Linked DNA regions of Mus musculus: region 2 is linked to region 1. A link is a contact called in ENCODE POLR2A ChIA-PET data. All regions are on one chromosome and are shown on one strand. Each heading gives the region's core, a stretch centred on a gene start or an enhancer-like site at or near the end of the contact. The rest is flanking DNA. Distances are from core to core; before and after follow the strand shown.

Region 1 (4,705 bases), core at 735-3,234:
TTGGATTTCTCTCCTTCAGTCTACCGCCATACTCTGATTGTGTCCTGTCTTATGTGATTTCTCCCTCTCTCCTCCCTTTAAAGTTTCTATGCATCCTCTGGTTCTCCTCATGTCTCCTCATGACCTCACGGGAAACCCTCCTGGCTTTCCTAGAATCCTACTGTTGACTTAATGACTAGAGAGCTACAGGCGTGAGATGGGTCTCGGGGGAGCTATGTAGGATCTCTGTGGCAGCTGGGCTAAGAGCTGACAATCTGCCCCACAGTGAGCATATGGCTTCTGTTCTATGTAGGAGTAAGGGTCCACCAAGGCATATCTGCCTCTGAGATCTCTGTGTTCCTGGAAGCCCGTACCTATCACCAAGGGGTAACAGTGCCTGTGATTGGTCAGAGCTGGGGGCTGGGAAGCAAGACTGCTTCCCCCGGGGGAGATTGTTCTCAGGGTTGGAGAGCTGATTGACCTGGCGTGGGGTCAACTAGTGGGTTATGTGCAGGGCTTATGCCTCAGGATGCTCTCCAGGGCTGTGGGGATACAGGCTAGGAATTCTCCACGTTGAGTTGAAGCTAGATGAACTGTGGTCCTCAGTTTGCTCCACCCAGGATGGCAGTTGGTGTACTGGGAGCCTTGGGCTTCTGATAGTTTCAGGACATCCTTTGAAAGGATGACAGTCTCACCTTATAGACAAGGGTCGAGATCAGAGAGGTCAAATGGTTACGTGGGGGACCAGTGGCAATGTCAGAATGTGGATTCAGATGTTGCTAGGTTGGAAGGCTTTGAGCTTAAGTGGATAGAGGAGCCATCTCTTTTTAATGCCAGCTCCTCAAGAGACTTAGGCAGAAGGACCTGAGTTTGAAGCATTCCTGGGCAACTTAGTCTTAATTGTTGGGGGAAAAGCTGCTGCCGATAGCTAGATGCTATGGTTAGCATGTGTATCTCCCTACTACCAAGTGATTAAAAACAATTAGAGAAAACTCTTCCTTCTGTATTCTGGGGACACACGAGTGCGAGGCAGAGTGTAATTATCCATTCGTATCTTCCTACTTACAAGAATATTTCAGATGGACCTGCCAGCACATGCCTGTGATCCTAGGATTTCAGGGTTAACCTCAACTACATAGTAAGTTCTAGGCCACCATGAGACTTTGTTTCAGCAACTAAAAATGGGGTGTAATTGGGGTGTCCTTAGGTTGATAGAGGACTCGTTTGGCATATATAAATCCACAAGTGTCTTAGCCCTCCTTGTAGTCCCAGCACTTGGGAAGGAGAAGCAGGAGGCTGAGCAATTCAGGAGCGTCCTTGGTGACAAAGCCCTACCTCCAAATAAGGTTTCAAAACTTTTTGTAGTCAGTGTTTTTCTGATTCTTGTAGTGTAAGGTTTTTTATACAGAGATGATAGATAGTTGGGTAAACATTTATTGATGCCTATTCTAATATTTTTTTTTAATCTGTATGGGTATTTTGCCTGTGTGTCTGTATCACATGTGTGCTGTGCTGGGACCACTAGATCCCTGGAACTGGAGTTACGGAGGGTTGTGAACCGAACCTAAGTACTCTAGAAGAGCAACCAGTGCTCTTAACAGTTACCTCTCTCTCTAGCCGCCTTAATGCCTGATCTGTCTACGACTATACTGGGTCACACAGTAGGAAGAGATGGTGGATTAAGTAATACAGTTACTATGCCTTTAAGTTAATATATTTAATTTTGAGATGGAGTCTCACTGTAGCTCAGACTGGCCTGAGACTGACTATAGTTCAGGCCATAGATTTTATATTTTAAGTGAGAGAGGTGTAACTAGCTTTCTCTCTCTCTCTCTCTCTCTTGTAGTTCTAGTTTAGACTCAATAAATGTGGGCTAGATATCACTTGTGATTCAAATGAGTTCATATCCCAAGAGGGTGAGGTATGATTGGACACAAGCCTGGTTTTGAGATCTCTGGATGCTGTTTATGATCACGAGTGTGACCTTGGCCTCATGCAAGAGGTGATGGCTAAAGACTGAAGTGTTGTGTAGGCATGCCACAGGAATGCAGGCTCTTGGCCTGGAAAAGACAGGGTGCACAGAAAGAAGAAGCAGAGGCCAGACCCTTCAGAACGCAAGGAGAGACTCAGTAAAAAGCAGAAGGAAAGAGAGAGGTCCGGAGAGGCGAGAGACTGTGTTTATAGTTACTTGGAAGTCAAGTGTGGTCAGCAGTAACAAAGGGAAGTTACCTGAGCAAAGGCGGTGTCTCCGGAGCTGGGTGTTGTCGGCACTAGCACCAGTACCTGGCAGCCCTAATGAGCCAGGCTCAGTATGGCACCCTTTTTAGCCAGTTAAAAGCAGGAAGAGGAGATTCATTCAGTATGGCCACACTGGGAAAAAGACAAAGAGATCCAGTGACCACTCCCTCCCCCCAAGTTTGTCTTGGTTCCCGTTGTTTAAATGTGAGTAGAGGGCCAAAGTTAGGATGCACAGCTGTGGAACCCAGTCAAGTTAACCCTGCCGGCACTGAGTGGTCTCTCTACCAGGTAGCCTGACCAGCTATCAGCATGGCGGACATCTCTTTCTGGGAGACAGGTTCCTACTCTGGCTAGTGCCAGGCTTGAAGCCTTCCCAGTCTTTCTCTCTGTAGGAGCTTCCTGGGGAATGGGGGGATAACTCCAACCCCTCGGAGTGTCTTATTCCAATAATTTGATCACCAAAGTAAGGGACACAAGTGTTTCTCCCCTTTTAAAAAAGACTTAGCTGGGCATGGTAACACACACATTTAATTCCAGCACTCAGGAGGCGGAGGCAGAGACAGGCAGATCTCAGTGAATTCGAGGTCCACAAAGTGAATCCAGGACAGCCAGGGCTCTGTTACACAGAGAAAAACCCTGTCTGAAACAAACAAACAAACAAACAAACAAACAGACTTACTTTACTTTAAAAATTGTAGGTGTGCCTGGGCGGGGTGTGTGCATGTGTGTGCGCGCTCCCGGGTACATAGTCGGAAGAGAATGTCACATCCCTGGAAGCTGAAGTTACAGTTGATTGTGAGCTACCAGGCATAGAGCATATGAAAAGAAAGTTTCCTTTTCTCCCCTGACTTTTTTTTTTCTGCAGGGAAGATACAGGGTACATTTTGATACATTTCGATACATTTTGATACATCATGACCCTAATTTATGTTTCCATGTTTCTCATCGTCAGCTAATTCAAGCCTATGGGTACCCAGGCTCAGGATTGAACCAGGACATCAGATACACTAAAGTCTTTTGCCACAAGCCACAACCCCGGCCACAACTATAGTTATGTGATCACTATCTAAGTCTCCCTCTGTCCCACATCCTTTCTCCCTGAATTGCCCAAGACAGCCTCAAATGCCTGGGAACAAGCAGTTCCCTCACTTCAGTCTCCCCCACAGGTGGGACTGTGACACTGCCCTAATGGATGGCACACTAAGTGCCAGTGGAAAAGAATGGTTTTTCATATTTATTTATTTATTGGAGGGAGAGGTCGGGCATGTCACAGTGGCTGTGTAGCGATCAGAGGCCACCTTTTGGGAGTTGATTCTCTCCTTCAACCGTGTAGGTTCTGGTTGTCAGACTTGGCAGCAAACACCTTTACCCACAGTGCCATCTAATCAGCCCAGTGTGTCAATTTTTAACTGTTGGCATTGGCAATCTGTTCCTTCCTTGATAGATTCCTCCTTCCCTCCCCTCCTCTCCCCTCCCCTCCCCTCCCCTCCCCTCCCCTCCCCCCCTTCTCTCTCCCGCTTTGTTTTTGTTTTTGTTTTCCGAGACAGGGTTTCCCTGGCTGGAACTCACTCTGTAGACCAGACTGGCCTAGAACTCAGAGATCCGCCTACCTCTGCCTCAAGTGCTGGGATTGAAGGCATGTGCCACCACTCCCGCCAAGTGGCAACTTATCTTCAGCTTGCTTTTCCAGGCCCTGAGTTTGTATAGTTGTCCAAGAGTCTGTTTCTAGGCTCAGCCCAGCAGACCTGTGAACTTCAGCCCTGTTTTGTCCTCTGTGTTTCTGGTCAGTTCTTACCCATGCAATGCTTAGCGATTGTGGTTGTGAGGGTTTGGGGGTGGGGTGGGGTTGGGTTACTGTTTTTAGAGTTTTATCCTTTCGTATGGCTGCTGTGTTTAGAGTATAGATTTACAGTGCCGTCTTGATGGGATGCACTGGACAGACTATTCATATCAGGGAACCGGGAATCCCTGCCAATACCTGTCTCTTGGGAAGGAATATCAAACCATCTCTAACAAGATTGATAGAAGTCTAGTCAACACGCGGGTGGACGCACACTGACACCCTGGGGCGAGCTGGCAAGCACCAGTTAACACCGCTTTCCTGTTCCCACCCTCCCTTGGTCCAGTTCACAGCAGACAAGGGCAGGACAAATGGGATCTTTCAGAGAAGACCTGAACAAGATAAGAACTCACAGCCAGCCAGGGCAGGTGTCGCACGCCTTTAGTCCCAGTACTCAGAAGACAGAGCAGGTGGCTCTCTGTGAGTTCGAAGCCAGCTTGTCTGCAGAGTGAGTTTCAGGACAGCTAGGGCTATGCAGAGAAACCCTGTTTTGAACTCCCTCCCCCTCTCAAAATAAAAACACCTCACAGCCAGGAGGAGCCTCCATACTTCCATTCTTCCATGACACACGATTCCAGCCTTTTACCTGGTCAGTGAGAATACTTACTGGCAGCCATATGGATGCTCTTGCAGAAAGGCCTGTTTGGG
Region 2 (4,705 bases), core at 1,554-4,053, 83 kb after region 1:
GGAAAGAAAAAAGTTGTTAAATGGGTGGCTAGCTGCAGATGGAGGAACCTCATTTGTCTTCATGGAAACTAAAATAAAACCAATAGTCTGTCTGCTTTAGTGTTCCCGAGCAACAAAAGGAAACATATGGGAGAGAGTAGACAAAGGAAACTAGCAGAGGGATTAGCAGAAAGGATATCACAAACATGTAAAAAGACTCCATTCATTCTGGGATCAAGAACGTTAACTGGCAGTAAGTGCAAAGCCTCCAGTACACTGTGCGGGATAGCAGCTATCCACACACTGGGGCCATTGCTAAAGCACTCCCAGTATCCTACCAGGAACATGGTCTAATGGTAGTACTCATCTTAAAAAGAGAGCCACAGAAATACCTAATAAAAAATGGAAAAAAAAAACAAAAAGAGAGCCACTGCTGGGCATGATGGCGCACGCCTTTAATCCCAGCACTTGGGAGGCAGAGGCAGGCAGATTTCTGAGTTTGACGCTAGCCTGGTCTACAGAGTGAGTTCCAGGACAGCCAGGGCTACACAGAGAAACCCTGTCTCCAAAAACCAAAGAGAGAGCCACTGGGGAAGGACTGAAGGGGATTGCAACCCCATAGGAAGAACAGTATCGACTAACGAGACCACCCAGAGCTCCCAGAGACCAAACCAGACTCCAGATACATATGTAGCAGAGGATGCCTTATCTGACATCAATGGAAGGGGAGCCCCTTGGGCAGGAGTGGGTGCATGGGTGGAGGAACACCCTCATAGAGGCAAAGGAGAGCAGGGAAGACAGAATGGGATGGGAGATTTGTGAAGGGAAATGCAAACGAATAAAATGATTAAGAGAGAGAGAGAGAGAGAGAGAGAGATACAGATAGACAGACAGTGCTACTAAGTACTGAGCCAGGTGTGGTAGCACACACCTTCAGTCCCAGTGCAGGGAGGTACAGGTGTGGGCCATGTAGCTTGGGCTACATGAGACCTTGTGTCTAGAGAAAGGAAGGAAAGGAAAACGAGACTATATTTAACACAAGAAAGAAAGAATCCCTCTGAATGAGATTGAAAGCAAATCTGCTGTTTCCCCTTCCCCTCAGAAAATGGGCTCTAACCTTGGAATGGCCCATCAGTTTGAATGAGACTAAAGGTTATGACATAAACAGTTTTTATGCTGGGCATGGTGGCACACACCTTTAATCCCAGCACTTGGGAGGCAGAGGCAGGCAAATTTCTGAGTTCGAGGCTAGCCTGGTCTACAGAGTGAGTTCCAGGACTGCCAGGGCTACACAGAGAAACCCTGTCTCCAAAAACAAAAATAAATAAATAATTCCCTCAATGCACAAAGCCAAAAATATTATTTCTCTTTAAACTATATACAAAGAGTGGGCGAGATGGCTCAGCGGGTAAGAGCACTGACTGCTCTTCTGTCCAGAGTTCAAATCCCAGTAACCACATGGTGGCTCACAATCACCTGTAATGAGATCTGACACCCTCTTCTGGTGCTTCTAAAGACAGCTACAGCGGTACTTATGTATAATAAAAAATAAATCTTTGGGCCTGAATGAGCGGGGCCAACAATTCCCAACAACCACATGAAGGCTCACAACCATCTGTACAGCCACAGTGTACTTATATACATAAAATAAATCTTTTTTTAAAACCCTATATATAATAAAGGCTTTGAGCCAAAATGGATAGTTAATTCTTTATTGTATTTGATATATATGTGTGTGTGTATGTATATGTGTGTGTGTATATATATATACATATATATATATATACATATATTTTTTTTCCAGCAAGATCACTATGCAGCCCAGGTTGGCCTCTTACTTGAGTCAGCCCTCCTGTCTTAAGTCTCCAAGAGATAGGATGAGGGCTGGTGAGATGGCTCAGTGGGTAAGAGCACCTGACTGCTCTTCCGAAGGTCCAGAGTTCAAATCCCAGCAACCACATGGTGGCTCACAACCATCCGTAACAAGATCTGACTCCCTCTTCTGGTGTGTCTGAAGACAGCTACAGTGTACTTACATATAATAAATAAATAAATATTAAAAAAAAAAGAGATAGGATGAGAGGTGCCACATCACAGTGACAGGTTCAAACCTTTATTTTTTCAAAGTTAAAAAAAAAAAAAAGAACAAGGTCCTAATTCTTGGAAAATTCAAGACATATATAATTCCATATTTAACTCTAATCTTGCTACTATGTATCAGGTTCAGAAAACCAGTTAAGCCAACCAAAAGATTTACTGATAGGCCCCACCAGTCATTCACTACCAATAACCAAGCTAGAGGTAACCAAGTTGGAGGAGTCATACAAATAAATATGAGTAAGACAACCTCCCTGAGCCCAGGAAACTCAAAGCCCAAGCTACAGATTACCATCCGAGTTTGTGAGTGCAATCGAATATCAGCCCTGATTCCAGGAAGACAGGCAGGTGGCTGAGCACTATGGGCAACCAAGCATCCAACTTGAGTTTACACAAGGTGGAAGGGCTTGGGTAATCAAAGCCAGCTCTGGTTTCGGGGCCCATGCCGCCAGGGTCCTCCACCCAGTTCCAAGCAACCTAAGATCTGTCCTTCTAAGGGGCAGATATCCTGACTGGCACTGGCCCCTGGTCCTCCAGCGGTTGGTGACAACTCACAGACTCAGCTGCGGCTTCCTGTTCGTCTACTGCTAGGGCCCAAGAATCCGTAGCCATGGCCCGCGGTGCCGGGGCAGCGCTGGCAGGCTTGCCCGCTTGGGCGGTGCGACCGCGGACTCAGGTGGGTGGCAGAGAAGTCCAGCACCGCCCCGAGGGAAATCATTCACTAAAGCTCAGACCGGAAACGGCGCGCCACGGTGTCGTCAGAGTCAGCGTCAGCTCCGCGCCCCTAAGGTCCGGGGATCCAGCGCCACTACTGTCCTCTTCGGGTTCCCACCCATCACCCTTCGCTGCAGATCGTCCTACAACCCAACTGAGGTAGCCAGCATTAAATGCTCTTGGACCGAAGGCGGAAAGTCACATTTTCAATCAGCATGGTGGCATAGATGGCCCTGGTATAACTATTACAGCCAGAATACATAAGCAAGTGTTTTACCTTTTCAGGATATTTAAAATGCCTCTGTGTAAACGTGCCTTACCAGACTCTTAGCTAAGGTCAAAATAGTATCTGTTCTTTTCAATTTAATAAGATGTCTAAGCATTGACAATCAGTCCCGTGAAACAAACAGGTGCTCAATGATATGCCCCAAATTGAGTTTTGAACACCAAAGGAAGATGCCAAGGAAAATTCTTGGTAGAGTATCAGAGACCAGAAAGAGCAAGCGGTTTGCTCAATCAAATCAATTCAGTTCCTGAAGGAAATGGTAAAAGCAGTTTAATAACAAAATACATGACCTCTGGCGTTATCTATGCTTTCTTCAGATGGCCATCTCTCCTCTCCTATGTAAAGGTTGTGTCGTTGGCATTTTATTTAATTACTTTTGGATGAATACTTTAAAGATTTAGTCATTTAATTTTATGTGTATGAGTGCTTTGCTTGCATGTCTATGTGCACCACATGTGTGCTTGGTACCTAGTCAGAAGAAAGTGTTGGATACCCTGGAAGTGGAGTTACAGATGGTTACAATGTGGCTACCTGGAATGGAACCCAGGTACTATGCAAGAGCAACAAATGCTCTTAATCTCTGCTCCATCTCTCCAGCCTTCACAGCCTTCATTTTGGGAATTTTTTTTCCGAACTTTTTTTTTTTTGGTTTTTTGAGACAGGGTTTCTCTGTATAGCCTTGGCTGTCCTGGAACTCACTTTGTAGACCAGACTGGCCTCGAACTCAGAAATCCACCTGCCTCTGCCTCCCAAGTGCTGGGATTAAAGGTGTGTGCCACCACGCCCTGCCTAATTTTGGAAATTTTAAAAAGGAAATAGCTCTAGTTTTAGAATAGTAAAATAAAGGCAGAAGGAACTACCTGCTTCCCCCTAACCAGGATTAAATAGGTCTTTATCCTGTGTATTCCATAGAAAGAAACTGAGCATCTTCCTGGAACTATAAAAACATTTTACTAATACCCCATGATAATAAATTAACCTCAAGAAATGTTGGATAGGTAAGGGTGGGGTGGAGGCAGGAGCCAGCTAGGAGGCCATGATCATATTTCAAGTTAGAAGAAACCCCAAGGAAAAGCAGCTAAAAAACAATTAAGTTATTTTGTATTTTTCAGGACTATAGAAGATTATAAATAAAATTTCAAATAGATTTTATTGAAGTGAAACATTAAGTTACACAAGATGCAATACAGTAGAATAGGTTCCACTTGATCCACAAAAACAAACCAAACTCACATAGGTGTGTATACAGTATTAAAGTTATCAGAAACTCAACTAACAGGGACTGTTTATGAGGGGTTTATCTAACTCACAGTGACCTGCCTGCCTCAGCCGACAAAATGCTGGGATTGCAAGCATGAACCATCACTACCATCTGCAATTTCATTTTATCCTCGGAAGTTAATTTCCATGTGCTCTTTTGAGTCAGAATCTCATAAATAAATAAATAAATAAATAAATAAATAAATAGCATGGTGGTGAAACCTGTAACCCCAGTGATAGGCTGAAAGCAGGAGAATAAGAGCTGGTGATCAACAGGTCCTTTGTCCTGGATCTGTAGACCAGGCTGGCCTCCAACTCACAGAGATCCACTTGCCTCTGCCTCCTGAGTGCTTAGGGATTAAAAATGTA

Evidence for each region. ChIA-PET counts read pairs that join two places held with the same protein, here RNA polymerase II (POLR2A).
Region 2: POLR2A ChIA-PET joins it to region 1 with 15 read pairs in Patski. The contact joins the promoter of Ddx19b here to the enhancer-like site in region 1. POLR2A ChIA-PET finds 5 or more read pairs at or near these places in 2 of 5 experiments (Patski and embryonic stem cell).

What each region holds. Positions count from the first base shown.
Region 1 is chr8:110,942,518-110,947,222 of GRCm38, forward strand. All of the region lies in intron 1 of St3gal2 (ST3 beta-galactoside alpha-2,3-sialyltransferase 2), which reads left to right. Gm39251 (a long non-coding RNA gene) reads right to left here. Exons shown (of 4, transcript XR_001778654.2): 1 at 4,665-4,705; 2 at 2,897-2,994; 3 at 2,209-2,349. Among named protein-coding and RNA genes, the nearest start is that of Gm39251, 4.2 kb to the right of the region's middle. Within about 2 kb of position 1,985, at least 1 of the 3 ENCODE cell types and tissues checked has a DNase peak (open chromatin) inside an H3K27ac peak, as active enhancers do.
Region 2 is chr8:111,024,967-111,029,671 of GRCm38, forward strand. It overlaps Ddx19b (DEAD box helicase 19b), which reads right to left and starts at 2,804. Exons shown (of 12, transcript NM_172284.5): 1 at 2,632-2,804. The coding sequence starts at 2,688. It also overlaps a transcript of Aars not described here.